Regions from separate parts of the Homo sapiens genome. Here region 1 is linked to region 2. A link is an interaction called in ENCODE POLR2A ChIA-PET data of the cell type or tissue named here. Cell type or tissue: OCI-LY7. All regions are shown on one strand. Each heading gives the region's core, and the rest is flanking DNA. Links, peaks and the distances in the headings are about the cores only. Region 1 overlaps SIPA1L1 (signal induced proliferation associated 1 like 1). Region 2 overlaps SIPA1L1 (signal induced proliferation associated 1 like 1).

Evidence for each region. ChIA-PET counts read pairs that join two places held together with the same protein. Peaks named below come from ENCODE experiments on the same cell type or tissue, not always from the same donor. Only the 100,000 strongest peaks of a DNase experiment are listed, where the experiment ranks them.
Region 1: POLR2A ChIA-PET joins it to region 2 with 5 read pairs; 2 of 35 experiments call an interaction of 5 or more read pairs at or near these places.

Annotation. Positions count from the first base shown.
Region 1 is chr14:71,502,120-71,517,471 of GRCh38, forward strand. SIPA1L1 (signal induced proliferation associated 1 like 1) reads left to right here. Exons shown (of 24, transcript NM_001386936.1): 3 at 10,624-10,726. Among named protein-coding and RNA genes, the nearest start is that of SNORD56B, 110 kb to the left of the region's middle. In OCI-LY7, for the core only: no CTCF peak of the experiment used is centred there; no DNase peak of the experiment used is centred there.
Region 2 is chr14:71,591,997-71,607,348 of GRCh38, forward strand. The region is part of intron 5 of SIPA1L1 (signal induced proliferation associated 1 like 1); the gene reads left to right. Among named protein-coding and RNA genes, the nearest start is that of SNORD56B, 200 kb to the left of the region's middle. RefSeq lists an enhancer at 13,466-14,223. In OCI-LY7, for the core only: no CTCF peak of the experiment used is centred there; a DNase peak (open chromatin) is centred at 6,105; H3K27ac peaks cover 798 bases.

The sequences.
Region 1 (15,352 bases), core at 6,393-11,392, 87 kb before region 2:
ACAAGTAATTAGAATTCTTCAGTATTAGCCATGGTTGTTCTTAAAAACCATTTTACCTTCATGGACTGATGCTTTTATTTGGCTATTTTGGTTTTACTATCATGAGAGCCTTTGAGATACTTGAAAAAAAAAAAAAATATATATATATATATATATATATTTGAGACAGAGTCTCGCTGTGTTGCCAGGCTGGAGTGTAACCTCCGCCTCCAGGGTTTAAGTGATTCTCATGCCTCAGCCTCCCGAGTAGCTGAGACTACAGGCACATGCTACCATGCCTGGCAATTTTGTGTGTGTGTGTGTGTGTTTTTAGTAGAGACAGGGTCTCACTATGTTGGCCAGGCTGGTTTCAAACTCCTGGCCTCAAGTGATCCACCCGGCTCAACCTCCCAAAGGGATTACAGGCATGAGCCACCATGCCCAGCCTAGAATCTTGAGTATTTTAAAAGCCCAGAAACAAAAATTTTTGGCTATTAGGGTAGAGTATGTTAAATATGAAAACTTGTCAACATTTAAAACATGTTGCAGATAACTAAAATAAAATACTCTTATTCCTAGTGACCCATTTAATCCAGAGAGACTATTTTTCACCTACATTAGTGCAAATGTAGTTATGGTTTAATATACTTCTCAGTTTTATCATCCTTGTGTTCTCGTAAGACTCCTCTAACACCGTGTTCTGCCACATGTTAATGAAGTTCTTTATGTTTCTTTCCCTGTTATACTCTGATTTTCTTAAGGACAGGAGCTGCTTTTTAAATTTCTCCTAGCATAGTGCATTCCTTATATTAAATAATCAGAAAATATTATCTCCATATTTTATAAAAGACTTAGTAATAAAATTCCAGAAGTTTTGAATTCTTATGCATGTCCCCCCTTGCTGTAGGACAGTTAGTTGCAATTCTTGTATGATGTAACATGAAATTTTGTAGTCATCATGTCCCTGACCTCTATTGAAAAAATGTGCTTGATAAATTTTAGCATGATGAAGTTTGTATGTCTGAGTTTAGCTTCAAATGGTGTAGATAGTATTATTTAAAAATGGGAAGATCTGGAGTTCTTATATCTAATAGTATAGCTCATTTTATCCTAAGAACAATGCATGTGAAAGTAAATTACAAAGTTATACAACTAGAAGGTCATGATGGAATTTTCTGGCATGTTACCTGTTTTTGTTTTGATGCTGAACCCATGTGTATATTCAGTCACTTTTAAATGTTCTCTGAGTAAACTGCTGTCCTCAATAAGCTGATTATGCTGAAGAAACATTTTAAGATGCTGATTTCATTGACTTGATCATCCTTTATATTTCCAACAGTATAGGCAGAAGTAGTAGAATACATTTATTGGTTGGCAAATTCAGTTTCCTTATTTGTAAAACATTTAAAAATTTGTAGTGCATCCAGTTCAGAGTGGCTAATTGTGATTATGGTAATTGCCAAAGGTGCTTGACGCTGTAAATGTTTCACATATTTTTCTTTAATGTTTCTAGACAACCCATTTGTTGAGATTAAAACACCAAAAAAATCGTCACTGAAATTGTTAATATGTATGTATATATTTATTTACTTTTGTAAACTATGTTGGAATAATTTTATATTTACAGAAAAGTTGCAAATGTGTTAATATGTATTAAATTGCCCTGAGTGATAGTTACTTATCTAGTATTTCTCTTAAAAGTTTAATATTTTTATTTTTTTTGAGACAGAGTCTCGGTCTTGTCACCCAGACTAGAGTACAGTGGTACAATATTGGCTCACTGCAACCTCTGCCTCCTGGGTTCAAGCGATTCTTGTGCCTCAGCCTCCCAAGTAGCTGGGATTACAGGTGTGTGCCACCAGGTGTGGCTACTTTTCTGTATTTTTTGTAGAGACAGGGTTTTACCATGTTGTCCAGGCTGGTCTCAAACTCCTGGCCTCAAGCGATCTATCTGCCTTGGCCTCCCAAAGTGCTGGGATTACAGGTATGAGCCATCGCGCCCAGTCCTAAAAGTTTAATATTTTTAATAAAAATATTCTTGTCTCTGATCTTGTTCAATAAAAAAAAAATTTAAAGTTTTTGTGTTTAAATGAAAGTATGCTGTTTTCATTATCCTTTTTCCTTAAATGTCATTTTTCCTGTGCTGTAACATGACCGTTACTCACATGGAGTGCTGTGAAATGTGTATATGTAAGATTTATGTTCTGCATTTATGAGCATGAATAAACGTTACTGAATCAGAACCGTGGGGATCATTTAGTTATAGAATCAGAAATCTGGTGAAATGTTCACAGTTTCCTATTTTTATAAAACAGAGTAGTTTAAAACTGCATATGCCAGCTTTCCTCTCTCTATTCTCTACCTCCTTTTCTGTTGTAGTTATATAGTAACACGTGAGGGAAGTTGGTAAGGACCAAAAGATACCATATTTTTAAAAATAAAAGATACCTTCTATTGTAAGGCACACCATTATCTTATGTATTATTAAGGAAAAAAATGCTCTGTGAGGAATTGAGTTGAATCTGGGAAAATTTTTAAAAAAGAAAAAAATGCAGCCTTCTAAACTATGGCACATTGCTAAGATGCCAGGAAATATAAGATGCGTACTGATTTCAGTGATGTTGAAGTGAAGAAAAATGTGAATTTTAGATCCATTCCAAACATTCCTTGCTCTAACAAAATTATTTTATTTGGGGTTTAACTTGGGACTTCTACCTTTTTTAGAAGTCAGTAGAGAATCATTCATTTGAACTCTGGCTTTTTGCTAAAATGCTGTTGGAGACGTGTTCTAATCAGTATGTCTGATTTTAAGAAGATATGAAAATTTTTAATGAAGGATCACTTTTGTAGACAAATTTGAGTGCTTTTTGGGAGCAATGAAAAGCCATGTTGTGCTTCATGTAACCTGAGTTCTTGTGTTATGTGGCCTCCAAGAGCCATTTTGTAGTTTTCATTCTCCTTTGCATTTTCATTGTTTCTCTTTACTGACCATTCACTTTCCTTAATATTTTGTAGTTTAAAAAACTTTTCTCAACCTTGATTCTTTTCCAAACTATCACCGTTCTTTCATTCTTTGCCCAGGTGATCAACAATTTATTTCCCCGCATTGCCTGGGTCACTCACAGATACTTCCCCACCTCATTTATTTAATAAGCAGTTCTCTGTGTAAGATCTGTGTCTCTACCATTTTGCTGAAGTGCCTCTCTCTTAGGTCCTTAGTAGCTTTCTAAGTTTCTAAAGCTGGTGACCTCTTTTTATTTCATTTGTGAAAACTTACCGTTACTGCTGTCTAACATTGGGATCTCACAGCTCTCTCTTTCTTCTTTTTTTTTTTTTTTTAGCACTGTCGCTATAGGTTTTTGTCTCTGTGTCAATCTTGTTATCCCATGATGCCTAGATTTTGTTTCATCTACTTTATTATTAAAATAATATTGAAAAATAAAATGCTCCATAAATGTATCACTCCAATATAATACTTATTTGAACTTTGAGTTTTTCCATCTTTGTCTTGGCCTAGCTTTTCATTCTTTACCTAGTGTACTTTTAATCTTGGTAGGTATATTACAAGTTGAACATCTCTAATCCCAAAATTGGAAATTTGAAGTGCTTTAAAATTTAAAACTTTTTGAGCACCAACATGATGCCGCACGTGGAAATTTCCACACCTGACCTGATGTGACAGTTTGCACTTCATTGATGTTTCGGTGTACACAAACTTTGTTTTGTGCACAAAATTATTGAAAATATTGTATGAAATTACCTTCAGGCTATGTGTATAAGGTGTATATGAAACATAAATGAATTTTCATGTTTAAACTTGGGTCCCATCCTTAAGATATCTCATTATGGATATGCAAATATTCCCCCCCCCCAAAAAAAAAATCCCCACGAAAACGTAAATTCTGAAATGCTTCTGGTCCCAAGCATTTTGGATAAGGGATACTCATCCTGTATTCTGTTTTCCACCTTAACATGGTATCAGTTATTTTTCCAGGTTTGCACACGTTGTCCCATTATTGTCACATGAAAGAACAAAAAATTATAGGTTATAGTTTTGTTGCACCATAATTTTCTATATATGTCTATTGTTGGATAATTGACTTGTTTCCAGATTATTTGTGTTTTGCTTCAAAAACATTGTAGTAGAATGTATATTTGTTCCTATAACCTTTTGCTTCTGTTGTATTATTTACATAAGATCCTTTTCTGGGAGTGCCATTAATTACTTGTCCAAGCAAATACATATATATATATTTTTGGAGACAGAGTTTTGCTCTTTTTGCCTAGGATGGAGTGCAGTGGCGTGATCTCGGCTCACTGTGACCTCTGCCTCACAAGTTCGAGTGATTCTTGTGCCTCAGCCTCCCAAGTAGCTGGGATTACAGGGGCGTGCCACCACACCTGGCTAATTTTTGTACTTTTAGTAGAGACGGGGTTTTACCATGTTGGCCAGACAGGTCTCGAACTCTTGACCTCAGGCGATCCACCCGCCTCAACCTCCCAAAGTGCTGGGATTACAGGTGTGAGCCACCGTGCTGGGCCAAATGTACAAAATATTATTTTGCTAATTTAGTAGTTGTACAATGATGGTACTTCATTTTTGCTTTAATGTTTATTTTTTTGATTGTTAAGGGTATTTTTACATGTTTAATATGGAATTTATATTTCTCTATGAATTCTCTCCATATTATTATCTCACATTTATCTATTTTGTAATCTTTTTTTTTTTTTTCCTTTTTTTTCTTCTTTGACACAGGGTCTCGTCTTGTTGCCCAGGGTGGTCTGGAACTCCTGGGCTCAAGCGTTCCACCCACCTCTGCCTCCCACAGTGCTGGGATTACAGGCGTGAGCTACCTTGCCTGGCCTGTTTTGTAGTCTAATGCAAAAGCCATAGCAGAGGTACCTATTTTATATTGTAGAATTTCTAAATTATGTTCTTTTTAAGCCAAATGTGCAGAGATATTACGCTTATTCACAGTCTGATGGCTTTTGCAGTGTAATGCCTTAAATTCTTGCCTTCTAGGTTAAATGGGCCTTTTTGCTCTCCTCATGACATAAAAATTTAGAGGAAAACTTGGTAACTTTTTCACTTTATTAACTGATCATTTTTGTTAATATGACAGCACAACGTACTCTCATAGAGTGCAGCAGTTGGAGGGAAATTTTGTTGTTGATTTGTGCCTAATTTTTTTTTCCCGCCTGTTTGTTTCATTTGAAAGTGTTTTTAACATGTAAGATGAATTTTGTCATATGATAATTCTGGTCAATGAAAAATGTCTTCCAAGACCTTGATACAGCATTTACATTGACAGTAATTAAGACACTCATCTTTCTGTGTTAACCTTAATCAATTGATGTGTAGTTCAGTTTCGTGGGTAGTTTAGACTTGAATTTGGTTGTTAAGTAGATTACTTTACAGTGGACCATGATCTCTTTCTATGGCTGGAGTGTCACAACTGAATGAATTTTTGCTGTAATCTGTGCACCATCAATTTAACTCATTTTGAAATCTGTCTTGACCATCTTACTCCTTGTACTTCCTTTCTCTTACTGTTACTTACTTACCTTTCAGTTTCTCATACTGACTTGAATTATGGTTATTTCCTAAAGTTCCTTCATTATTGCCATTTCCTTTTAATATATTCTTTTTTTGTGAACTCAGTCTTCTTTCATTTTAACATATGTCAAGCTCCCCTAAAGCTATAACTCTAGCCCTGTCAGCCTTCTCTTACCAGCCAGAGGTCTGTGTTTTCAGCTCCTCTCTTGACTCCATCATTCTGCAGCGGACTCACAAACTTAAGTGCCTGCAGGGGCCTGGCAAACAATGGCAATGAGTAAAAGCAGGCCTTGGGATAAGAGGAAATATTTTTCTACTGTAAGAAAAAAAGAGGGCAAGTGGGACGATAGAGGGTAACCGGCATAAGCTCAAGGTGAGGAAGACAGTCTTGGGGACTGTGGAGAGGAGGAGAATGCCTGTTTCATGCTGGCCATTTGGCTCCAGCCACCATTGCTGTTTGGGAATGTGGCCTCAAAGCTATCAGATCTACCAGTTTTTCAAGAGAAGCTGTTAATCTGTATTTTCATTTTAAATACATGATTTTAAAAAATGGAATTGAATTTCTGTAAAACACTCCATGGGTCAAGGAAAATATGCTCATGGACAAAGTTCTATATACAGGCTCTTAATTTGTAATCTCCTCCAGTAAAGGTGGCACTTTAAGTTTGGTATGTTACTAACTATCCCTCCCCATTTTTCTCTTGTTTCTTTGTTCATATAATAGACCATCCATTCAGCTTCTTAACACCTCCTCACCTCATTACTTCTTTATTTGGAAAAGGGATCTGGGTCATGGGAAAGGCTTTTTCTAATTTAAAGGAAGTTTGTACATGTTTATAAGCCGAAGAGAAGCCAAAGAAGTGATTTTGGAAAGAGAGAAGATACTAGAACATGGTATGTCCACTGGGGATGGCATCCAGGGTAGAGAAGCCAGCCACAGAGTTCCAGGAGCTGATGCTGATTCACCTTGCATACTTTTATTTCCGAACAAATATGTTTTAACCAAAAAGTTTTCTTTTTTCTTTTTATGCATATCATGTTTCCTTGAATTTCTTGAGGGAATTTATTATACTTTAAAAAACATAGTCTTTGTTTTTTGTATGAATTTTTTTTAGGTATTCTTGAGTTCAGTACTCCTTTTCATGTTGCTGATTTTCATGGGATGAGTAGCGATTGTCATAGATTTATTTGTAGTAAGTGGTAGAACTAAAAAGTTGAATTCAGCTTTGCTGTAAAGACTTTTATTCACCTGGTAGTGCATGTAGACTGTTATTACAGAAGCCATGGTGAGTGTACCCTGTTGAGTAGTGTAGATTTTCCCATAAGATGTGTGAGTTTTAATTCCCTGGCTCACCATCCAAGGCCTGCTGCTTCTCCCAGAATCGGCTGACATGGTTAGTTATTCCTGGATTCTGCTAGGAAAATTTATTTGAAGGTCCGTCCTCTTACTTGTAACGAGTTACAGTTCTCTTGGCCCTATGGGGTTTGTCCTCGTGCTGTTTCCATATGCTTTCTGTTTCTCAGAATTTTTCACTGGTCTGGTCTGCTGATATCATCTATATTGGGATTTCCTGTACTTCCTGAATTTCTGTTTTTATTTTCTTATTAAGTTGAGATAGGATGGAAAAAAGGTAAATTTTTAGGTTGTATTTAAAAACAAAATCTTTCAACAAATTTGAACATCTAATTGGTTTCTATTAGTTATTCATGAACTGGGAAGCATACGTCTACAAATTTGGAGCTCCATTGTGCATGGCAGAACAATTGTTTTTTTGTAAGGTAGCATGAGCAATATCAAGGAAACAAGCTGGGCACGGTGGCTCACGCCTATAATCCCAGCGCTTTGGGAGGCTGAGGCCAGTGGATTGCTTGAGGTCAGGAGTTCTAGACCAGCCTGGCCAACATAGTGAAACTCTGTCTCTACTAATAATACAAAAAATTAGCTGGGTGTGGTGGCAGGTGCCTGTAATCCCAGCTACTAGGGAGGCTGAGGCAGGAGAATTGCTTGAACCCGGGAGGCGGAGGTTGCAGTGAACTGAGATCACGCCATTGCACTCCAGCCTGGGCAACAAGAGTGAAACTCCATCTCAAAAAAAAAAAAAAGAAAGAAAAAAGAAAGAAAGCTCAAGCAAACAGTACAATATAAAAGAGCAGATTTGTTAACATCAGGTTATTTCAGGTTACTTTTCTTTTAAGGGTTAAAGCAGAAGAGACAGGAACTTCCGTATCATGCCAGTTCAGGTTGACTGGGCTCTTCTGGATTGGTTTCTGTGAATCTCCTGGGTTTTTTTGGAAACACTGGCCTGTTTGGGATTTATCTGTTAATAAAGTTTCAACTTGACACAAGTGCCCCCACTTTGATCTGGCCTGCTGGAGCCTAATGCAGAAGCTCAGTTCAAAACAGTGGCCTCCTGTAAATTTTATTTAACAGTTCTTGGCAACTTTGAACCAAAAATCTTTTCTCTTTATACAGCTTGCTTTTTTGTTTCTGCTCATGCTAGTTCCCCTTAATCCCCCCCACCTTTTTTTTTTTTTTTTTTTTTTTTGTGAGATGGAGTTTCACTCTTGTTGCCCAGGTTGGAGTGCAGTGGCACGATCTTGGCTCACGGCAACCTCTGCCTCCCAGGTTCAAACAATTCTCCTGCTTCAGCCTCCCAAATAGCTGGAATTACAGGTGCCCGCCACCACGCCCAGCTAATTTTTTGTATTTTTAGTAGAGACAGGGTTTCATTATGTTGGCTGGGCTGGTCTCAAACTCATGACCTCAGGTGATCCACCCAGGTCGGCCTCCCAAAATGCTGGGATTACAGGTGCGAGCCACCACGCCTGGCCTAATCCCCTTTCTTTATGTACAAATCTCAAACATAATATACTATTTACTGTTAATATGTCTGTGACATTGCTCATAAGATTATCTGGCATAGAATGTTTTTGCCCTATTGTTTTGCCTGGGAATTATTGCCAGGGGTGCATATAGCTCAGTAACTCAAATCAGGGCCCAGTACCACTTCATAGCTGTGTCACTTTTGTGAATTGTGTATTTAGCTCCTCCATCCCTCCTGAGAATTATGGATAATAATAGTATGTGCCAGTTAATGTTGGTATGAACCAATCGATGAGACAGTCAAAGTAAAACATCTGGGACATAGTCCTGAAACATTATTAGCTTAAAATGGTTGAGTGAATAAGTACGGGCCTTGACAGCTCAGCTCAGGTGTGGCATTCCATTTCACTTTGCCTGATTTTCTTCCAGCCCTCCTCCCCTTTCCCCAGATCCCACATCAGAACTAATGTTACCCTGTCTTTCCCTGAAATGTTTTTCATACAGAGAGTTTAGTATACTTACCATTGATCTACTTTTCTTTTAGTTAGTTGGGGATTATTTCAGTCATTATGTATGATCTTTCAGTAAACAAGGGATGCCTTTGTTCCCCAGGTGAATTGAATTAAAGTGCCTTTTTCCTTGTATGACTTCAAATTTAAAAACCTTTAAAACTCACAGTGTTTCCCATGTTGCCTAGTGTGACATAAGAAGTATATGTTTAGTCTCTGACCTGGGTTCCTGGCACAGATCTAAAACTTCTAAAACTTCTTGACTGATAGGGTATGACAGGAGCATTTTCAGCCCCCCTCCCCCGCCTTTCCTTTTGAGACAGGGTCTCACTGTTGCCCAGGCTGTAGTAGAGTGGTGTGAACACAGCTCACTGCTGCCTCTACCTTCTGGACTCAAGCAATTCTCCCACCTCAGCCTCCCTAGTAGCTGAGACTACAGGCGTGGGCCACCATGCCTGGCTAAATTTTTTATTTTTTTTTTGCAGAGTTGGGGTCTCACTTTGTTGCCCAGGCTGATCTTGAACTCCTGGGCTCAAGCAATGTGCCCACTTTTACATCCCAAAGTGTTGGGATTGCAGGCATGAGCCATTGCTCCTGGCAGGAGCATCTTTTGTTACAGTATTTGGTCTTAGTCCTTGGTTCCTGACACAAGAGCTTCGAAGACCCTTGACCTCTCAGGAGTGATAAGAGTGTCTTTTTGTATATTAATACGATGACTAGTGGTTGAAAACCCCTGAACCGCTTTGGAATGGGGACTGGTTTCCTGGGTAATCAGTCATGTGAGTAGAGGTTTGGAACTTTCCATCCCATCCCGTTAGCTCCATGGAGGAAAGATGGGCCGGAGGTTTAGAGAGTTTTCCAGAAAACTCTTCAAAAGGACAGCCTCAGAGAGCTCCCGGGTTGGTGAACACATTTAGGTGCTGTGCCCCGAGAGGGCTTGCCTCCTCCCTTACCCCACGATATGCATCTTCCATTTGGCTGTTCCTCACTTATATCTTTGTAAAAAACTGGCGAACAGAAGTACCTGTTTTCTGGAGTTTTGTGAGTCCTTCTAGGAAATTCTCAAACTCAAGGAGGGGGTCATGGGAAACTCCCTTCCCACCTCCCACGCAATTTATTTTCTGTAGGTAAGAAATACCTGAGGCCTGGACTTGATGGTTAGCGTCTGAATTAGGAACAGCCTTGTGGGATCTAAGCTATGAGGACTAAACTCTGACCTTTTTGTCTCTTGCCCAAATTCCTACAGGGGTCTGGGAAGTCACTCTCTCTAAATCATAAAATCTCATCAACTGGGTTTTACTTAACCAGCCTGACTGGCATAACATCACATGACAGATAAAGGAGGAAATGGAAATATTTTACGTTAAAATATGTTCTTTCACGAGGTCAGGAGATCGAGACCATCCTGGCTAACATGGTGAAACCCCGTCTCTACTAAAAATACAAAAATTAGCTGGGCATGGTGCCACGTGCCTATAGTCCCAGCTACTCGAGAGGTTGAGGCAGGAGAATTGCTTGAACCCAGGAGGCGGAGGTTACAGTGAGCTGAGATCGCGCCACTGCACTCCAGCCTGGCGACAGAGCGAGACTCTGTCTCAAAAAAAAAAAAAAAAAAGGTTCTTTGCCATATTTTGACATGGCCCTGCAATGCCATCTTTTGTGTGTGGGGGGAAGCCGGGGTTGGGGGGGTTGGGAGGGGGGTGGGAATGTGCATCTATAAAGAATCTCTGTTAACTAGATCTTTCCCCTTCCAGGCCCTCCCTATCCTGAAGACATTAGCTGAGAGTCTGGCACCTTTTAAAGGTCTGATCATCAATTGTCTCTCTGGGCGGCCACCTATGAGACTTCATCTGTGTGGTAAGAACTTTTGTCTCCATAGCTCCTTATCTTAACTCAGACACTCCTTTCTGTTTATTCCAGTTCTTTAGATAGTAACTCCTTCAACCAATTGCCAATCAGACTTTGAATCCACCTGAGACCCACTTCCCCCAACCCCCTCAAGTTGTCCCACCTTTCCAGATCGAACCAATGTATACCTCACATATACTGACTGATGTCTCGTGTCTCCCTAAAACTAAGCTGAAACCCAACCACCTTGGGCACGTATTCTCAGGACCTTTTGAGACTGTGCCTCAGGCCATGGTCACTCATGTTTGGTTCAGAGTAAATCTTTTCAAGTATTTTACAGAGTTTGGCGTTCTTCATCAATAGCTAACTCCAGGTAGACAGTATCACCGTAGAATTGAACTGTAAGACATCTGGTTGGTGTCTTGGTGTCTGCCAAGAATTGGACACTTGGTTGTTGTGGAACTCCCCATTCCCTATTTGATGATTTGATGTTGGAATTTGTTGGTGTGTGTAGAAGAAACATAGTGTTTCTTTTTACCTAGTGTATCAGTCAGGGTTCTCCAGAGTGTGTGTGTTTATAAATACAAATATATTTATATGTGTAAAGAGAGAGACAGACATACAGACATGGAAATAGATATTGACCGATTTTTGTTTTGTTTTGTTTTAGAGGCAGGGTCTCGCTCTGTTGCTTAGGTTTGTGTGCAGTGGTGCAGTCATAGCTCACTGTAACCTCAAATTCGTGGGCTTAAGGGATTCATTCTCCTACCTCAGCCTCCCAGGTAGCTGGGACTAAAGGCACGTGCCACCGTGCCTAGCTAATTTTTAAATTTTTCTATAGAAATGGGGTCTTGCTATGTTGCCTAGGCTGGTCTCAAACACCCGAGCTCTAGTGATCCACCTAGGCTTCCCAAAGGACAGGGGTTACAGGAGTAAGCTACTGAGACTGGCCTGACTGATTTCAAGAAAGAAATTGGCGAGTAAGCCAATTAGGGATGACAGTTAGGGATGGCAAGTTAGAAATCTGTAGGTCAGGCTAGAAACTCGCAGATAGATGTTGATGCTGCGGTCATGACGCAGAACTTCTTCCTTGGGAGTCCTCCGCTGTTGCTCTAAAGGCCTTTCATTACCGGCGGCGAATCCGTACGGGTCTGCAGCAACCTCAATTCTTGCCTCCTCAGAAGAAAAAAATTGACTGAGGGGCATAAGGCAGAAGAAGAGACCGAGGCAAGTTTTAGAGCAGGAGTGAAAGTTTATTAAAAAGCTTTAGAGCAGGAACAAAAGGAGAGAAAGTACACTTGGAAGCGGTGCAGTATCTGCAAAGATACTGAGGGTGACTTGAAGGACAAGTGTGGGGTTTGACCTTTTGACTTGGGGTGTTATATGTTAGCATACTTCCAGGGTCTGGCGTCCTTTCTGCCCTGATTCTTCCCTTGGAGTGGGTTGTCTGTATGCACAGTGGTCTGTTAGTGCTTGGAGGGGAGCATGTGCAGTGTGTTTACTGGAGTTGTACATAACGCTTGCCTGAGGCATTCTTCCCTTACCAGCAGAATGTCCCTAGAAGGTCATACTCTGCCATTTTGCCTCTTAATGCACATGCTTGAGGTTATTCACCCACCCATTGAGAACTTATTAGGAAGCTGCTGATCACCAGTTTCAGGTGTTTCCTATCTATAGGGAGACTACCTTTCCCTGGTGCTGCCTGCAACTTATTGTTATTTTAGTGAGGCGGTGTGACAACTGCCTGTCCACCACTTGATGGTTGCCTAACTTTCCTGGGAGTGTGGGGGCCCAGTCCTGCCCTATTTGTGTCTGACTAGCTGCCCTCTCTGACACTCTGATGAGGCCCACCCACATTGTGGAGGATAATCTTCACTTAAAGCAATTGAAGGTAGATGTTAGCCCCCTCTAAAGAATACCTTCTCAGCAACACCTAGATTAGTGTTCTATTAAATAACTGTCCACGTTAACATATAAAACTAACCATCACACCTAGTGTGCTCTCAACCAGTGTAAAAGACACTGTGTGCTAAGGATTATATCAATAGATTTTAGACTATAGATGCTGATGTCATCAAACATCCAAATGAATGTTTGTGCTTCGAGTTCTCAAAAACATTTCTGTTCTTAGTGACAGGAGAGCATGTATGGTGATGGAGAGTTCTGTGCATGTTTATCCTACTTGTCTGAGGAGGCTGTTCTCCCCCATTTTGAGTAGTTAAATATGAAAGTTATGATTTGAGCCTCTTTCCTTCATGCTTATGTTTAGTGAAAAGATCTGTATATTGGCTAAATTCCAAAAATTTCATAAAGAACCTGATTATTTAGAATTCAGGCCAAATACACAGTTGTTACTGTAGAGAGGAAAGCAAACATTGCTTTCTGATTTATTCAGAGTGCTCTGAAGGAGAGAATGGAGAATTCGTGTAGCAAAATTACGGCTTAATAAATTCAGTGACTGCTAAGCTGATACCCTTAGTACATACCCTTGAGAATGAAAACTAATGGTTTGCTGAAACATATCTCTAGTGTATTCTATAGCAATTCATTTTTTCTGTTAACCTGTATAATTGCTTCTTACATAAGTAAAGATGTCACCTCTACTTAAAATGAAAATCTCTTCTATGGGCTATGGAATTGCTCATTTTGAAATAGTGCTGTTAGAAAGCAAACAATGAATTAGAGCTGAATCAGCTAGAACTGTCACTTGATGTCTCTATGTAACTTACCATCTGTTTTAAAGATTTCGTACATACTGTAACCCACATAATATGGTCCATAATATTCTAAATTCTGAACATTATTATATAATATTTCTTTTTTTTTGAGATGGAGTCTTACTCTGTCTCCCACGCTCTACTGCAGTGGCGCGATCTCAGCAACTTCTACCTCCTGGATTCAAGCCATTCTCCTGTCTCAGCCTCCCAAATAACTGCTACTACACGCACATGCCACCAGGCCCAGCTAATTTTTTTGTTGTTGTTTAGTAGAGATGGGGTTTTACCATGTTGGCCAGGCTGGTCTTGAGCTCCTGACCTCAAGTGATCCGCCTGCCTCAGCCTCCCAGAGTTCTGGGATTACAGGCGTGAGCCACCAAGCCTGGCCTATTATATAGCATTTAAACCCAAGAAAAGTAGATAGTTATCTTTGATGCCAAATTTAACTGTTTACTTTATGATGTTTTCAAACTGTTAAAATGTGTTAACTTTAAGTGGTATAAAGAACCCTTTGCTTTAAGGGTGGTTACTAGGCCTCTAAGTGCACCTCACTCTAACTTGGATCAGGTCAGCTTGGCAATGGTGACACCAGTGCTGATTGAAATCAGACGCATCATGGATAGAACTCTAAGCATTCTGCTCATGTGATGTTGTTTTTGGTTTTGTTTTAAAATCCAGTTATATTGATTTGAAGAGTTTAATTATTTTGGTTGAAATTATGCTGTTCTTAAATACATACATATTTAAACAAATTGATACACTCTACTTGATCTGAGCCTGAGAGAAACAATCTCACCTGTCCCTGTAGCTGAGTAATAAAATAGCAGGATTTTTTATTAACCTTTTTTTCTGAGACAGGGTCTTGCTTTGTTACCCATGCTGGAGTGCAGTGACACCATCGTAGCTCACTGCAGCCTTGACCTTCTGGGCTCAAGTAATCCTCCCACCTCAGCCTCCTGAGTAGCTGGGACTACTGGCATGTGTCACCATGCTTGGCTAATTTTTAAATTTTTTGTAGAGATGAGGTCTCCCTGTATTGCCCAGGCTGGGCTCAAGCAGTCTTCCTGCCTCAGCCTCCCAAATTGTTGGGATTATAAGTGTGAGACTTACTTTTTTTAAAAATGCCTTTTTTTTTTTGGCTGGGTGTGGTGGCTCACGCCTGTAATCCCAGCACTTTGGGAGGCTGAGGCAGGCGGATTGCTTGAGGTGAGGAGTTTGAGACCAGCCTGGCCAACATGGCAAAACCCCATCTCTACTAAAAATACAAAAGTTGGCCTGGTGTGGTGGCGGGCGCCTGTAATCCCAGCTACTCAGGAGGCGGAGTCAGGAGAATTGCTTGAACCTGGGAGGTGGAGATTGCAGTGAGCTGAGGTTTCATCGTTGCACTCCAGCTGGGGCAACAGAACGAGACTTTGTCTCAAACAAACAAACAAAACAAAAACATTTTTTTTTCTTTTAAAAAACCACAGTGTGAATGGTGCTTTCTCAAGAGTTTTAATTGAAGTTTGGGAATGTAAGTACCTTCTTATAAATAAAAATGACATCTATGGTTTTGTTTTATTTCGTTTAATCTAGTGTGTGCCATGGACTCACTGTCATTTTCAAAACTGGGGGATCACATTATTGTATCTTGGTGGACATAATTGTATATGTCTTGGAAACATCTAGAATACCTAGTACAAAACTTTTGGGAAGCTTTTAATGACTATTAAGTGATACTGGCCCAGTCTTCAGTAAGCTTGTAATGTAATTAAAAAAATTTTTTTTGGTTTATTACAAATTTATTTCGGCATAGGTACTGAGGGACATTGTCCCCTTGAGTTTTTTCACTTGATGCATTTAACATCATGGTTCACTGATTTTCCTGCAAACAAAACCACATTCTGTTTTCTTATTTTACTGTTGGAATTTGAGTTGT
Region 2 (15,352 bases), core at 3,406-8,405:
AGCAAGTCAATTGGTATAAACAGCTCACTCTTTGTCAGCATGAGGTCCAGCTGGCAGGAACAGAAAGTATGTATGGCACCTAGGGATCACCCACTAGACTGCTAGTGCCATTGGGTATTTGTCAGCATGGTTTGCAGGGAAATTATGAGCAGTGGTTAATCCAGGAAGTTGTTCAGTGGAAGTCAGTTACACAGAGTGGTTACTGTAAGAGCTTTTCTTGGGCCACACAACTTTCAAGTCAGACAGGCAATTTGTTACAGTATGATAATATACCACAAATAGTGGCTCTGGATAACAAAATTTGGAGCAGAAATTAAGCTCTGTAAAGTATAAACTGTACATTTTAAAAATTGTTGTTTATACTTTTATATAGTATAAAACATATCTAAACAAACAACTCTGTCTTATAATAGACAACTTTGATTCACTGAAATTAGCAGACTAACTCATTTTTCCTAATCAGAACCTTAAAGCAAGTCTTCTTGTTGAAGGAGTACATCAGTGTCAGATGTAATTTATCCTCTAGCACCAAGGTGTGGCAGAGCTGACCTGGCTGTCACTCAGCCGCTTATCACCGGGTAGTTTCCATTTGGCTGCCTAATGCATTCCTGACTTCACTGTGGCTAAGTCTCAGGTGGGGAGGGGGTGGAGGGGGAGTACTTTACTAAAGTATGCTATACAGCTGATATTATATGTAAAAATCATATTTGGCTGATGAAGCTATAATCACTTTATTATTATGTTGTTTTTATAAACATTATTTTACAAATTTAGACTTCAGAGGCTATTTTAGTCCAACATAGAAGCCAGGTCCATTGCTGGAAAAATACTGGATCAGTAGAGGAATCCCATTGTTTGTATTTAGTAAAATAAGCAACATGCCATTGATGCTTTTCTTTCCAGTCCTTTCTCATGCCCACTTCTCTTTGCCATTTTGCTAGTGAGTGTATGTTTATATTGAGAACCAGGATTAAATGACAGTAATAATATAGCTAACATGCATCATGTTACTTCTTTGTACTTTATTGAGTTCCTCACTTAATGCCCATTGGACATTAAGGTGGATCTGTACTGGTGATAGAAGTCCAAGTGATAGCCACATCCTCCTTATGGAGGCACAGACTAGGCAGTAGGGCTGCATTCAGATTAACCTGAATTACTTATCTTCCTTTGAGTATGTATGTGTTTTGTGTTATTTATTTATTTATTTATTTATTTATTTATTTATTTATTGAGACAGAGTCTCACTCTCTCACCTACGCTGGAGTTCAGTGGCACGATCTCCGCTCACTGCAATCTTTGCCTCCTGGATTCAAGCGATTCTCGTGCCTCAGCCTCCCAGGTAGCTGGGATTACAGGTGTGCAGCACTGTGCCAAGCTAATTTTTGTATTTTTAGTAGAGATGGGGTTTCACCACGTTGGCAAGGCTGGTCTCAAACTCCTGGCCTTAAGTGATCTGCCTGCCTTGGCCTCCCAAAGTGCGGTATTACAAGCGTGAGCCACCGTACCTGGCCTTTTGTTTTCATTTAGATAGTCACCATGATCAGAGTACTAAGGAAATTTATAAGTGGAAAATACTAAGTTATAGAATAATTATAATGTTGCCTATATCCTGCATAGCTTGTTGAGGAGGAGACCCTTTCCAAGCCATTACTCATCTTGGTTTCTGTGGCCCCACAGGACTTCTTCAATTTTGCACCGAGTGTATAATTGTCTATGAAGTGTGTTCTCCTTGAATCCTATAGAGAGGAATGCATTAATGAAGACAGAGGAGCCCATGGGCTCTTGGCAGTGGCATTTGTTGCTCCACTGATCAACAGTGTTGATAGGCTTGTCTTCATGGTAGGTGGAGTGTTACTCTCAAAGTCAAGTTACTGAAGATGCTGTGATAGGGAAGGGCCTCCCTCTACTGCACACTGCCCAGGAGAAACACAGTATCTGGTCTGAAGCGCATCTAAGAGTATTTTCCCATTCCTTAAAAGAGGGACGACTAATGCTTATGCACCTAAATATTCTTTGGATAACTGTAAGCCACCAGATTTGATTGTTCTTACTGTTCACCTTCCTTCTCCTCCTCCTCCATTCCAAAACACATACAAATCAGGTTGAACAGTGATTGAGGAGACAAAGCACATTTCAGTTGCTGTTTTCTGTCTTTACCTCTCACCCTCTTGTAATCAGCCATCTTTAACATAGTTTCTTTAGAATACCACACTTATCTTGATTTGTACTAAAGTTACAGCTTTAGCACTCTCATATACTCTCAATTTTGCTATCAAGAGCTGTTTTTCAAGTTCCAGTCTGTCAAATAAGCATCATTAAATAGCTGTTATAAATTTTAGTGGATTATTTTTTAGTGCATATAGAACATCAGGGAATATGATTAGCTAAATATATTTCTAAAATTGTGTGCTTATTTTGTTTATTCAGTTTTTTTTGCTTTTTAAAAAATCCTTCTGCTATGTAAATATTAGGCTTGAGAAAAGTACCATAGAATGCCTTACAATTCAGTGTTCTTTAAATATAATTATTCTACTTCTAGTTTTTTGATGTGGACAGTTTTAGATTTCAGATAAATGGTAAACTCCAAGGTCAATGAGTCTGTTCTGCTGAACCATGTTGTGTTCTACGCTGTTGAATTTAGCAGTTATTTTCTGCCAAAATGAATTGAATGGTGAAAGTTTTTATACATATATAATAATTGTTTTAATGCCCTTGCCTTTCATGTTTTTATTGAAGTATTTTTCAATGTAGTTTCATTTTTAAACACTCTATTTATATATAATCTATGTAATTCATTCGAAGGTAGCTCTCTATGTATTCCCTCACAGGGAGATTTGAGGCACTAAATGCCTTCCTGAGAAGCTAAGCTAGGAGTGTGTTTTGCTGCTGTCCTTTTATCTGCTCAGGGCTTCCAGAAGCAAGAAAGCTAGTAGTAGGTATTGTGGTTTTGTGTGTTTGCTCTTTGGAAAGCAGAGGTCCTCTCTTTTCTTCACTGTGATCTCAAAGTCCCAGCGTGGCTCAGCTGCAAGCGTGGCTCAGCTGCACCCTGATCTGGAAGGCTTTCACAGTGCCTGAGCCTCTCAAGCCAGAGGTTTTTGGAAGCTGCTTAAAAGGGCGTGGGCTTCAACTGCTCCTACATGTGTTTTATTTTAAAATCAAGATAGGCCATCAAAGACCACACTAGTTCAACACTTGACTTTATTAAAGGTCATCTTTTTAAGAGCCAGTCATATAAAAACAGAGTTTGTTTTGCAGTAAAGCTGGTGATGAAGACATTTTCATTGTGTCATTCATCAGCCCCTTTAGAAAGTTCACGTGAAAAATTTATTTTAGAATTTGATGCCAGAAGTTGAAACCGGTAGCTACCAAATGCCTGCCTTTCTGATGATAGGTATTTTGTGTGTGTGTTTTGTTTCACTGTATGTCTAGTTTTACTTCAACTCCCAGAACCAAATTTGATGCTCAACTATACAGCTTTGATTATTAACACATCTGCTTCCACTTTCATCTTTTATTTTCCTATTCTGTTTCATTAGCATGATTTATATATATCCTGTATCATTAATGACCTCAATTCTTTTTGGAAAAAGATGATTAGCCTACATTTATATCCAAATAAAACGCCTTTGTCCCCAGGCTTTCTCCTTAGTTCCGGCTGCATTTCTCACCAGCTGTTAATCTGCCTCTACCCAGATGGCTACCTCATTGGCATCTGTAACCCATGTGCAGAGAGATTTGGAGTTCACCATTTTTTCCCCTCCTCATCATTGCTCTCCTTCTGTAAATTAAAGCTTCTTTGATGCCTCCTTTATCTTCATTGTGTTCAACCTACGATCTCTAGTCTACCTTCAAATTGCAGGTAACTTCTGTTCCTTCTGTCCCATTCCCAATTCTTTATGTAACTTCAGGGCCTCATGCTTCTTACCCAAATTCTAGGTTTCTTAGTCCCTTTATAGTCTACCCTGCTCAAAATCTAACCTTTTGTCTTTGCCAGATAGTCCTTTATTCAATCATGTAACAAACATGTGGGTCATCTGAGAGGCAGATGCTGAGACTATACAGGACTGCAAGTGGTTAGGGGCTTGGATGAGAGTAACTTAGGTCTGTGAAAGATAATTTCGCAGAGAAAGGCTTCAGTCCTTCAAAGGAAAGAGGAGACAAAGGAAGATTAGGCAGGGAGAGCCTCAGACCGTGATGCAGGTCTGACAAAGTGTCAGTCAATGCAAAGGGTCAAAAATGAGCATTAGAGAAGCATTACTAGAGCATTACTCCTTGTTGGGGAGTAATAGCCAGGTCCTGTTACCCCAGCATGCTCAGCTATTGACTAGGGGCTGCCCAGGAGGAGTGTGGCCCAGCTCAAAAATTGTAGTAGATTTGAAGGCACTGCATCCAGAGACTTTTAACTAATCCTATTTCTTGTGACCGAACTGGTTGCAGGTTCTTTCTAGAAGGGAAATCAGAGTGTTGCACCAACATACAAAAATGTATTATCCAATTTACTATTGTTAAGAGTACCTTCATTTTTTTTAAAGTAGTTTTAAAAATTAAAATAACTGCACATTTATTCACTCATTTGTCCATTTGTTCAGTCATTCAAATAATATTTAGCATCTATTTTGTGCCAGATACAGTGTCTGGAGGAGAACAAATAGAGATACACCTCTGCCTTCATGGTATTTATAGCCTCCAATTAGTGCAGTTAAGATGAATGGGAAGCTATTAAACAGACGTTTTTTAAAAAGTCTTCTACAATCTCTTTGCTTCCTTTGTTGGAACTCTGTTTTGATGGGTGGTGAACCCCTGGACTTATCTTCCCTTTTTTTCTCTTTTGTAATTTCAATTTCTTTTTATTTTTGTTCTGTACTCATCAATTTCATCTTATGACAAGCAGTTGCTATGTAGTTCTGTACGTTCTATCAGTCCTTTCAGTGAATTTTATTTTTAGCAGTCATATTTTTAATCCCCCAATAACTCATATTTTTTTTGTTTTTAGACAGGGTCTTCCACTGTCACAGGCTGGAGTGCAGTGGCGTGATTATGGCTCACTGCAGCCTCAAAGTCCTGGGCTCAAGGGATCCTCCCATCTCAGCCTCCTCAACAGCTGGGATCACAAGCGTGCATCATCACGCCTGGCTAATTTTTTTAGATTTTTTTTGTTTGTTTGTAGAGATGTGGTGTCACCATGTCACCCAGGCTGGTCTCAAACTCCTGGGCTCAAGCAATCCTCCCACCTCAGCCTCCCAAAGAGCTGAGATTATGTACGTGAGCCACTGCACCCGCCTTATAGTTATCTTTCATAATCGTTTTTTCTTATATAACCTCCCCTCCCATTTCTCTATTGGTATTAATTAAGATTTTTTTCTAAGTTCTTTTTCTTGAGTAACCTGTATCTTCCTGTTTGTATATTTTACTTTTCTTATTTTTCTTGTTTTTTCTTCTTCATGCTGTTAGTTGTCCAGTGATCTTTATCACATTTATGAATAAATGCTGAGGTGGCTTATTGTAAATGGCTTGGGTTCCCCTGCAGCTCCCCAGCTGATCTCTTCTTACATAGGAGAAGTAGTGTAACCTTGTATAGGAAGGTGTCCCTGTGGAGTAAAGGAGCAATGATCAGGCTGCACGATAGAAACCCACATGTGTGTCAAAATTAGAAGGGTTTTATCATGTTCCACTCTTGCATGGAGCTGAGTTTCCTTCCCCTGCCTCAGGGTATACACTGGAATAGGTTACTCTTCCTTTCCTCTCTTGCCTACCTGACAGGCTCCTGCCTGTCCTCCAGGGTTATGCAACCCTCTGAACCCCTCTCCTGCAAGGTTTAGATGCTCTCCCACCACTGACCTGACCCACCCTAGCACCTCTTGTTCTGCATGATGATTTCTATGCTGCATTAATTCACAGCCAGCCTAAGCATGCTTTGAAGGTAAGGGCCACAGAATAGAAGGTCAGGTTTTACAAATGAATGAATGTTTGTTGCTGAACAAGGCCTAAAATTTATTGAGTTGAGGAGCCAATATGTCTTGTATTCATAGCATCAGGAAGAAAAAGGTAGAGGAAGCCGTCTGTGTATATGGCCTTGTGTTATACTCCAGACACTGAATAATATGTTGCAGTTCCTCTTCCTCTCTTTTCAGGAAATGACATTACAGACAGGTCTGTGTGTGGTCATGGTGGTTACCAAGACCACCAATTGATCCCCACAGGCACAAAACGCCATCACAGAGACTGATTTTTACTATTGTAAACTTTACTGGACACAACTGATGGAAGCTAAAATCAGTGAATGACTGTTTCAGGAGAAATGGGAGGAGAAGCAGGATTTGCATGATCTCCAGGTATCTCCCTTAAGACATTCGTAAACTACAGGAGGAAAGATAGTAACTTTATGGTGGAGAAACCTGGCAGACACAGCCTTACCTAAGTGAATCAAGGTTGTTATGAACCTCAGGACGCACTGAGAAGGACACATCATTTCTGTAGTCCTCTTGCCCAAGAGGCACAACCCCAGCCCAATCACTTGAAACTATCAGACAAACCCAAATTGAGAGATAAATACTCTTCAAAGCTGTCAAGGTCATGGAAGACAAGTAGACTAAGGAACTCTTAGAATCTATAGGGGATTAAAAAGACATAACAACAAAATGCAACATGGGATTCTGAATGGGATTGGGGGGATTGCACATAGTGGAAACACTGGTGAAATTCGAATAAGAACTTTAGTTAATGGTATTGCACCAATGTTAATTTCCCAGTTTTATTTGTGAGGGAGGATATCCATCACCTTGAGTATCATTTCTATGTGTTGGGGACATTTCAAGGCCTCTCTTCTAGCTATTTTGAAATATATCAGTAGATCGTTGCTAATAACTATAGTCACTCTAATGTGCTATTGAGCATTAGAACTTTTATTGTCTAACTGTTTGTACTCATTAACCACCCTCTCTTCATCCTCCCCCACTTCCACCTACACACCCTTCCTGGTCTCTGATATCTATCGTTACACTCTCTACCTCCATGAAATCAAGTCTTTTAGCTCCCACATGTGCCTGAAAACATGCAATATTTGTCTTTATGTGCCTTGCTTATTTCACTTAACATAATGATCTGCAGTTCCATCCATCCATGTTGCTGCAAATGACATGATTTCATTCTTTTTTTTTTTTTTTTTTTTGAGATGGAGTTTTGCACTTGTCTCCCAGGCTGGAGTGCAATGGCACGATTTCGGCTCACCACAACCTCTGCCTCCCAGGTTCAAGTGATTCTCCTGCCTCAGCCTCCCGAGTAGCTGGGATTACAGGCATGCGCCACCATGCCTGGCTAATTTTGTATTTTTAGTAGAGACGGGGTTTCTCCATGTTGATCAGGCTGGTCTCAACATGATCCAACCTCAAGTGATCCACCCGCCTCGGCCTCGCAAAGTGCTGAGATTACAGGCATGAGCCACCACGCTGGGCGATTTCATTCTTTTTTTTTTTTTTTTTTTAATCACCAAATAATGTTCTGTTGTGTATACATACCACATTTTCATCATTCATTCATTGATGGACATGTAGGTTGATTCCATATCTTTGCTATTGCAAATAGTTTTGCAATAAACACGTGAGTGTATGTATCCTTTTGATATGTTGATTTATTTTCCTTTGGATAAATACTCAGTAGTGATTGCTGGACTGTGTGGTAATTCTGTTTTTAGTTTTTTTCCATACTGTTTTCCATAGTGGCTGTATTAATCCATCAACAGTGTATGAGTTCCCTTTTCTCTGCATCTTCACCAACATCTGTTGTCTTTTTGTCTTTTTAATAATACCCATTCTAACTGGGATAAGATGATTATCTCATTGTGGTTTTGCTTTGCATTCCTCTGATAATTAGTGATGTTGAGCATTTTTTTTTATATACCTATTGGCCATATGTGTGTATTCTTTTCAGAAATGTTTATTCATACTTGTTTTAATAGGATTATTTGTTTTTTGTTTTTGTTTTACTGTTGAGTTCCTTGTGTATTCTGGATATTAGTCCCTTGTCAGATGAAGAATTTGGAAATATTTTACCCCATTAAACTCATGGTTTCTTCACTCTTTTGATTCTTTCTTATGCTGTACAAAAGCTTTTTACTTTAGTATAGTCCCATATGTCTATTCTTGTTTTCGTTGCCTGTGCTTTTCAGGTCTTAGCCATAAAGTCTTTGCCTAAACCAATGTCCTGGAGCATTTCTCCTTTGCCTTCTTCTAGTAGCCTTATAGTTTCAGGTCATATGTTTATTATGTCTTTAATCCATCTTCAGTTGATTTTGTATATAGCGAGAGACAGGATTGTAGAATTTTCCCAGCACCATTTATTGAAGAGGGGAAGAGGGTGTCCTTTCCCCATTGTGTGTTCTTGACACCTTTGTCAAAAATTAGTTGGCTGTAAATATATGAATTTTTCTGTATTCTGGATTCTGTTCCATTGGTCTTTGTGTCTGTTTTTAGACCAATGCCATGCTGTTTTGATTACTGTAGCATCGTAATATGTTTTAAAGTCAGGTAATATAATGTTTCCAGCTTCATTCTTTTTGCTCTGGATTGTTTCGTCTCTTCTGCCTCTTTTTTGGTTCCATATGAATTTTAGGATGTTTTTTCTATTTCTGCAAAGAATGACATTGATATTTTGAATGAGGATTTGCACTGAATCTGTAAAATGTTGTCATTTTAATGATAATAATTCTTCCAATCAATGGGCATGGGACATGTTTGTGTATTCTTCAATTTCGTTCAACAGTGTTTCGTAGTTTTCCTTATAGAGATCTTTTACAACTTTGGTTTAATTTATTCCTAGGTATTTTTCTTTTCTTGTTTTTTGTTTTTGTTTTTGTTTCTGTTGTAGATGGGATTGCCTTCTTGATTTCTTTCTCAACTAATTCGTTATTGGTGTAAAGGAACACTACTGAATTTTATGTTGATGTTGATTTTGTATAATGCAACTTTATTGAATTTAATGATCCAGATCTAAGATTTTTTTGGTGCAGACTTAAGTTTTTTCTAGATATAAGATTATATCATCAGCATAGAGGGACGGTTTGACTTCATCTTTTCCGATTTAGATGCCTTTTCTTTCTTTCTTTTACCTGATTGCTCTGGCTTGAACTTCCAATACTGTATTGGAGTGGTGAAAGTAGACATCCTTGTCTTGTTCCAATTCTTAGAGGAAAGGATTTCAGCTTTTCCCCATTCATTGTGATGTTAGCTGTGGGTTGGTCATATATGCCCTTTATGATGTTGAGGTCTGTTTCTTCTATGCCTAGTTTGTTGAGAGTTTTTATCATGAAGGGATGCAAAATTTTACCAAACAATTTTATGTGTATTGGGATGGTCATATGGTTTTTGTCCTCCATTCAGTTGATGTGATATGTCATACTTATTGAGTTGCATATTTTGAACCATCTTTGCATCTCTGAGATAAATCCCACTTGGTTATGGTGTATTATTTCTTTGGTGTGTTGTTGGATTCAGTTTGTTCATATTTTGTTGAACATTTTTGCATGTATGTTCATGTGGAATACTGACCTGCAGTTTTCTTTTTTTGTTGTGTCCTTATCTGGTTTTGGTATCAGGGTAATGCTGACCTCATAGAATGAGTTAGGTAGAATTCCATCTTCTTCAGTTTTTTGGAATACTTTGAGGAGAATTTGTATTCTTTATAAGTTTGATAGAATTCAACAGCAAAGCCATTGGGTTCTAGACTCTTCTTTATTGGGAGACTTTTTATTACTGCATGATCTTATAACTTGTTATTGTTTTCTTCAGATTTTCTACGTCTTCTGGATTTGATCTTGATAGGTTGTATGTGTCCAGGAACTCATCCATTTCCTGTACGTTTTTTAGTTTGTTAGTGCCTCTGATCTTTTGTATTTTTGTAGTTATCAGTTGTGATGTCTTTTTTTTCATTTCTGATTTTATTTTGGTCTTCTCCCTTTTTTTTTCTTGGTTATCCTACCAAGTGGTTTATTGATTGTATTTGTCTTTTCAAAAAAAACAACTTTTTATTTTGTAGATTTTTTTCTATTGTGTTTTTAGTCTCTATTTTGTTTAATTCTTCTGTGATCTGTTATTTCTTTCCTTCTACTAATTTTGGATTTGGTTTGTTCTTACTCTTCTAGTTTCTTGAGGTACACCATTAGATTGCTTATTTGAAATCTTTATTTTTGATGTGTTGCTCATTGTTATAAAATTATCACTTAACACTGTTTTTGCCATATCCCATCGGTTTTGTACATTGTTTTTTGGTTTTCATTTGCTTCAAGAAATTTCTTCATTTTCTTTTTAGTTTCTTCTTTGACCCAGTGGTCATTCAGGAGCATATTGTTTAATTTCTATTTATTTTTACAGTTTATAGAGTTTCTCTTATTATTGGTTTCTAGTTTTATTTCATTGTGGTCTCAGGAGATACTTGATATTATTTCAAGTTTTAAAGTTTTGTTGAGACTTATTTGGGTCCTAACATACAGTCTATCTTGGAGAATGTTCTATGTGCTGATGAAAAGAATGTGTATGCTGCAGCTACTGAATGAAATATATTCTGTAAATGTCTGTTATATCCATTTGGTCTAATGTGTAGCTTAAATTCAGTGTTTCTTTATTGATTTTCTGTCTGGATGATCTGTCTAAGGATGAGAGTAGGGTATTGAAGTCTCTAACTCAGGAGTCCCCAACCACTGGTCTGTGGCCTGTTAGGAACCAGGCTGCGCAGCAGGAGGTGAGCAGCAGGTGAGCCAGCATTATCACCTAAGCTCTGCCTCTAGTCAGAACAGCGTCGGCATTAAATTCTCATAGGAGCGCAAATGAACCCTACTGTGAACTGCACATGCGAGGGATCTAGGTTGTGCCCTCCTTATTAGAATCTAATGCCTGTCCCCTGTCCCCACCATCCATGGAAAAATTGTCTTCCATGAAACCTGTTCCTGGTGCCAAAAAGGTTGGGGACCACTGCTCTAACTATAATAGTATTGGAGTCTTTCTCTTTAAATCTAATAATGTTTTGTTTATGTATCTGGGTGCTCTGGTGGTGAGTGCAGATATGTTTAGAATTGTTACATCTTTTTGCTGAGTTGATCTATCTTATATAATGGCCTTCATTGTCTCTTACTTTGTTTGACTTAAAGTCTGTTTTATCTAAGTCTACCTATTCCTGCTCACTTTTGGTTTCCATTTCCATGGAATACCTTTTTTATCCTATTACTGTAGTTTGTATGTTTCTTCAGAGGTAAGATGAGTTTCTTGTGGATATTATATAGTTGGATCATATATATATTTTTTTTCAAATCAGCCGATCTATATCTTTTCTGTGGAAAATGTAATCTATTTACATTCAAGGTTATTATTTATAGGGGGGACATATTTCTGTCACTTTATTAATTGATTTCTAGTTATTTTATATATCGGTTTCTTTCTCATGTTATTTACCACTGTGATTTGGTGGTTTTCTTTTTTTTTCTTTCTTTTGAGACAGATGCTTACTCTGTTATTTAGGCCAGAGTACAGTGGTGTGATCATGGCCTACTGCAGCCTTGAACTCCCAGGCTTTAAGTGATCCTCCCACCTCAGCCTCCTGAATATCTAGGACTACAGGCATGTGCCACCATGCCTTACTAATTAAAAAGAAATATAGCCGGGCATAGTGGCCCACGCCTGTAATCCCAGCACTTTGGGAGGCCGAGGCGGGTGGATCACGAGGTCAGGAGTTCGAGACCAGCCTGGCCAAGATGGTGAGACCCCATCTCTGCTAAAAATACAAAAAAATCAGCCAGGCACGTGCGTGTAATCCCAGCTACTCAGGAGGCTGAGGCAGGAGAATCACTTGAACCTGGGAGGTGGAGGTTGCGGTGAGCCGAGATTGCACCACTGCACTCTAGCCTGGGCAACAGAGCAAGAGCAAGATATATATAAATATATATATATTTATATATCTATATATATTTATATATATTTATATATAGATATATTTATATATATTTATATATATATAAATTTTTTTTTTTTTGAGACAAAGTTTTGCTCTCTCAACCAGACTAGAGTGTAGAGGCCTGATCTCAGCTAACTGCAACCTCTTGCCTCCCAGGCTCAAGTGATCCTCCTGCCTCAGCCCCCTGAGTAGCTGGGACTATGGGCACATGCCACCACGCCTGGCTCACTTTTATATTTTTTTATAGAGATGAGGTTTCACCATGTTGCCCTGGCTGGTCTTGAACTCCTGAGCTCAAGCCATCTGCTCCAGCCTCCCACAGTGCTAGAACAATATAGGTTTGAGCAACTGCACCTGGCCTTAGCTAATTTTTTTAAAAATTTGTTTCTAGGGATGAAGTCTCACTATGTTGCCCAAGCTGGTCTCAAACTACTAGGTTCAAGCATTCTTTCTGCCTCAACCTCCCAGAGTGCTGGGATTACAGGTGGGAGCCACTGCACCTGGCCAAGTTTGGTGGATTTCTGGAGTGGTAACATTTTTGTGTGTTTTCATGTTGGTAGTAGTTATCATTCTTTCACTTCCAGGGCTAGGACTCACTTAAGCATTTTTTTTTAGCACTGAATTTAACACTAAAAAAAGATGAGTTATCTCAGCTTTTGCTTGTCTTGGAAAGACTCTTTTTCCTTCATTTATGAAGGATAACTGCTGAGTATAGTAGCCTTGGCTGACAGGTTTATTTATTTATTTTTTTTCTTTTTTTTCCCCAGCACTTCTAATATATCTTCCCATTCTCTACTGGCTTATAAGTTTTCTGCTTAGAATCCACTGTTAGTCTGATGGGGGTCCCTTTATAAGTGACTACACACTTTTCTCTTGCTATTTTTGTCTTTGGCTTTTGATGGTTTGACCAAAATGTGCTGTGGAGAAGACCCTTTTTTATTGTTTCTGTTTGGGGATCTGTAAGCTTCCTGTATCTGGATATCTAAATCTCTTGCTAGACTTGGAATGTTTTTATCTTATTATTTCATTAAATATATTTTCTAACCCTTTGATTTTCTTTTCACCTTCTGGGACTCTGAAAATTTGAATATTTGATTGCTTTATAATGTCTCATGTCACATAAGCTTTGCATTTTTTTATTCTTTTTTTGCAATTTTTGACTGACTATGTTATTTCAAAAGATCTGTCGTCAAGTACTGAGGTTCTTTTTTTTCTGCTTAATCTAGTCTATTGTTGTTGCTTTCAAATGTATTTTGTATTTCATTCAATGAATTCCTCACTTCTAATATTTCTGTTTGTTTCTTTTTATAATTTCTATCTCTTTGGTAAATTTCTCATTCATATTCTGATATATTTGTGTTGTTTTTCAGTATTTGGTTGTATTTCACTGAGCTTCATTAATCAACATTTTGAATTCTTTTTCTAGGATTTTGTATATTTCTTTTTGTTTGGGATCTGTTGCTGGAGACTTAATTCTATTCCTTTTAAGATGTCATATTTCTTAGTTTTTTCATGGTTTCTATGTCCTTACATTACTATGTACACATCTGATGTAACAGTTGCTTCTTGAAGTTTTTTGAGTTTACTTTCATGGGGACGGACTTTTTCTGAAAATGTATCTGTAGTGCTGATTGGGTAGGGCATTTTGACTTTGATTCTGGGTGCATGTAGTAGTATAGTCTCTGTATAATGTCTTTGTCTGTAAACAGCATAAGTTGTGTCTGTGATTTCCTCAATAACTTAGGGTACAGTTGTTAATGGAGGCTCTGCTGAACTTTTGCTGGTGCCTAGGAGGTGGGCCAATCGTCGAGTCCAGTGGTAGCAGTGTTGGACTGAGTCTGTGTGTGTCTGGGCCTCAGGGCAGCAAACACCAGCACTTGTGCCAGCAGGTCCTGGCAGGTTAATTCTGGGGCTACAGGTAGCTTGCTTGGATACCAGTAATGTTGGCAGTGGGCTGTACAGTTGTTGGAGTCCTGGGCCCTGGGAAGCAGGCATGATAGGGGTGATAGCAGTAACAGTAGTGGGATGACCCTCTGAGTTCTAAGTGGTGTGCACTGGTGTTGGCCATGGCTATGGTGGGCCGAGAAAGCTTGACCTCTGCCTCCTTGATGGCACATGAAACACTGGCTATGGTGGGCAGGGGCTGAGTTATCCCCAGACCCCTGGAAGATTGCTCAGGTGGGGATGGCAGTGGCTGCTCTGTGGCTGTGCTCCTGGGGGTGGCGGGATTGCTTTCAGTAGCAGCAGCCACATGCAGACGGGTGGAAAACATGCCCTTCCCTTGTGCTTCAGCCGCGGTGATGGCAGCCCACAACAAAGGCACCTGCAGGCCGTGAAGTCTGTCTGGGCATGTGAAAATGGGTGATCTTCCTCTGCTGGAGGAAGGGGGTTTGCTGCCAGGTGGCCCATGCTTCAGCCCTGGTGGTAGCAGTTTGCTGTGGCAGTGGCTGCATATAGGGGATGTTGGTGGGGTTCCAGGAATGTGGAGATGCAAGTGCTGTTGATCCCTAGGGCAGGGTGCAGTCTTTTTGGGACTAGGCTGTCAAAATGGTGTCATTATGCATGCTGTAGCTGCGTAGGACTCAGGAGGGTATGTTGGACCAATTGTGGGCTTCGTCCTGAGCACTGCCCTGGCACGGTTTCCAGGCATCTCCTTATGTTTGTTTCAGGGCCTGCAAGGGTCATGGGGCTCTTCCATAGCTAGGATTACAGGAGTGAGTCCACAATGGAAATGTGGCTCGTGGGGGATCTCTCACTTACCCTGCACTAGGGAGTCTCTCCACGCTCCCAACCGGTCCCAACCAAGCAGGTTCAATTTCCTGGTTTTGACAATGATTATTGTACTGTATGTCGTTATGTAAGATGTTAGCACTGGGGGAGTCTGGGTGAGCAATACGGAAATAACCTGTACTATTTTTGTAACTTTTCTCTGAGTCTAAAAGGAGTCCAGATAAAAAGTTAAAACTTTTTATTTTTTTCAGGCAGAAGAAAAAAATAAAAACAAATAAAAACCTTCATATACAGTCATATACATGCATAAACACAGGAACCATAGAAGATGTGACACCAAAAGATTGGCTAGATGATTGAAGCTTAAATAGCACCTCCTTCATAGTGTAGAGGGAATTGGGGGATGTAGGCAATTGTGAGGGTAGTAAATGATTTTCAGGGGGAATGAATGAGCCCAAAGAATAGATAATGTCCTGGAACAAAGCTTCTCCGAGTTCCAGGGGGAGGTGACAGGAAGGTGAGGGGCAGAACTTCACTATGAACAATGGTGGTTTTAATTTGCAGATAAACTTGCCCAGGTAATTTCCAGGGACTGCCCTCGGCATAATAGATGAAAAGCCTGCATGGTGTGGTGACTATTAGTGTTTTCTCTTTTAACGTTTTTGCAACTGTGTTTCAATAT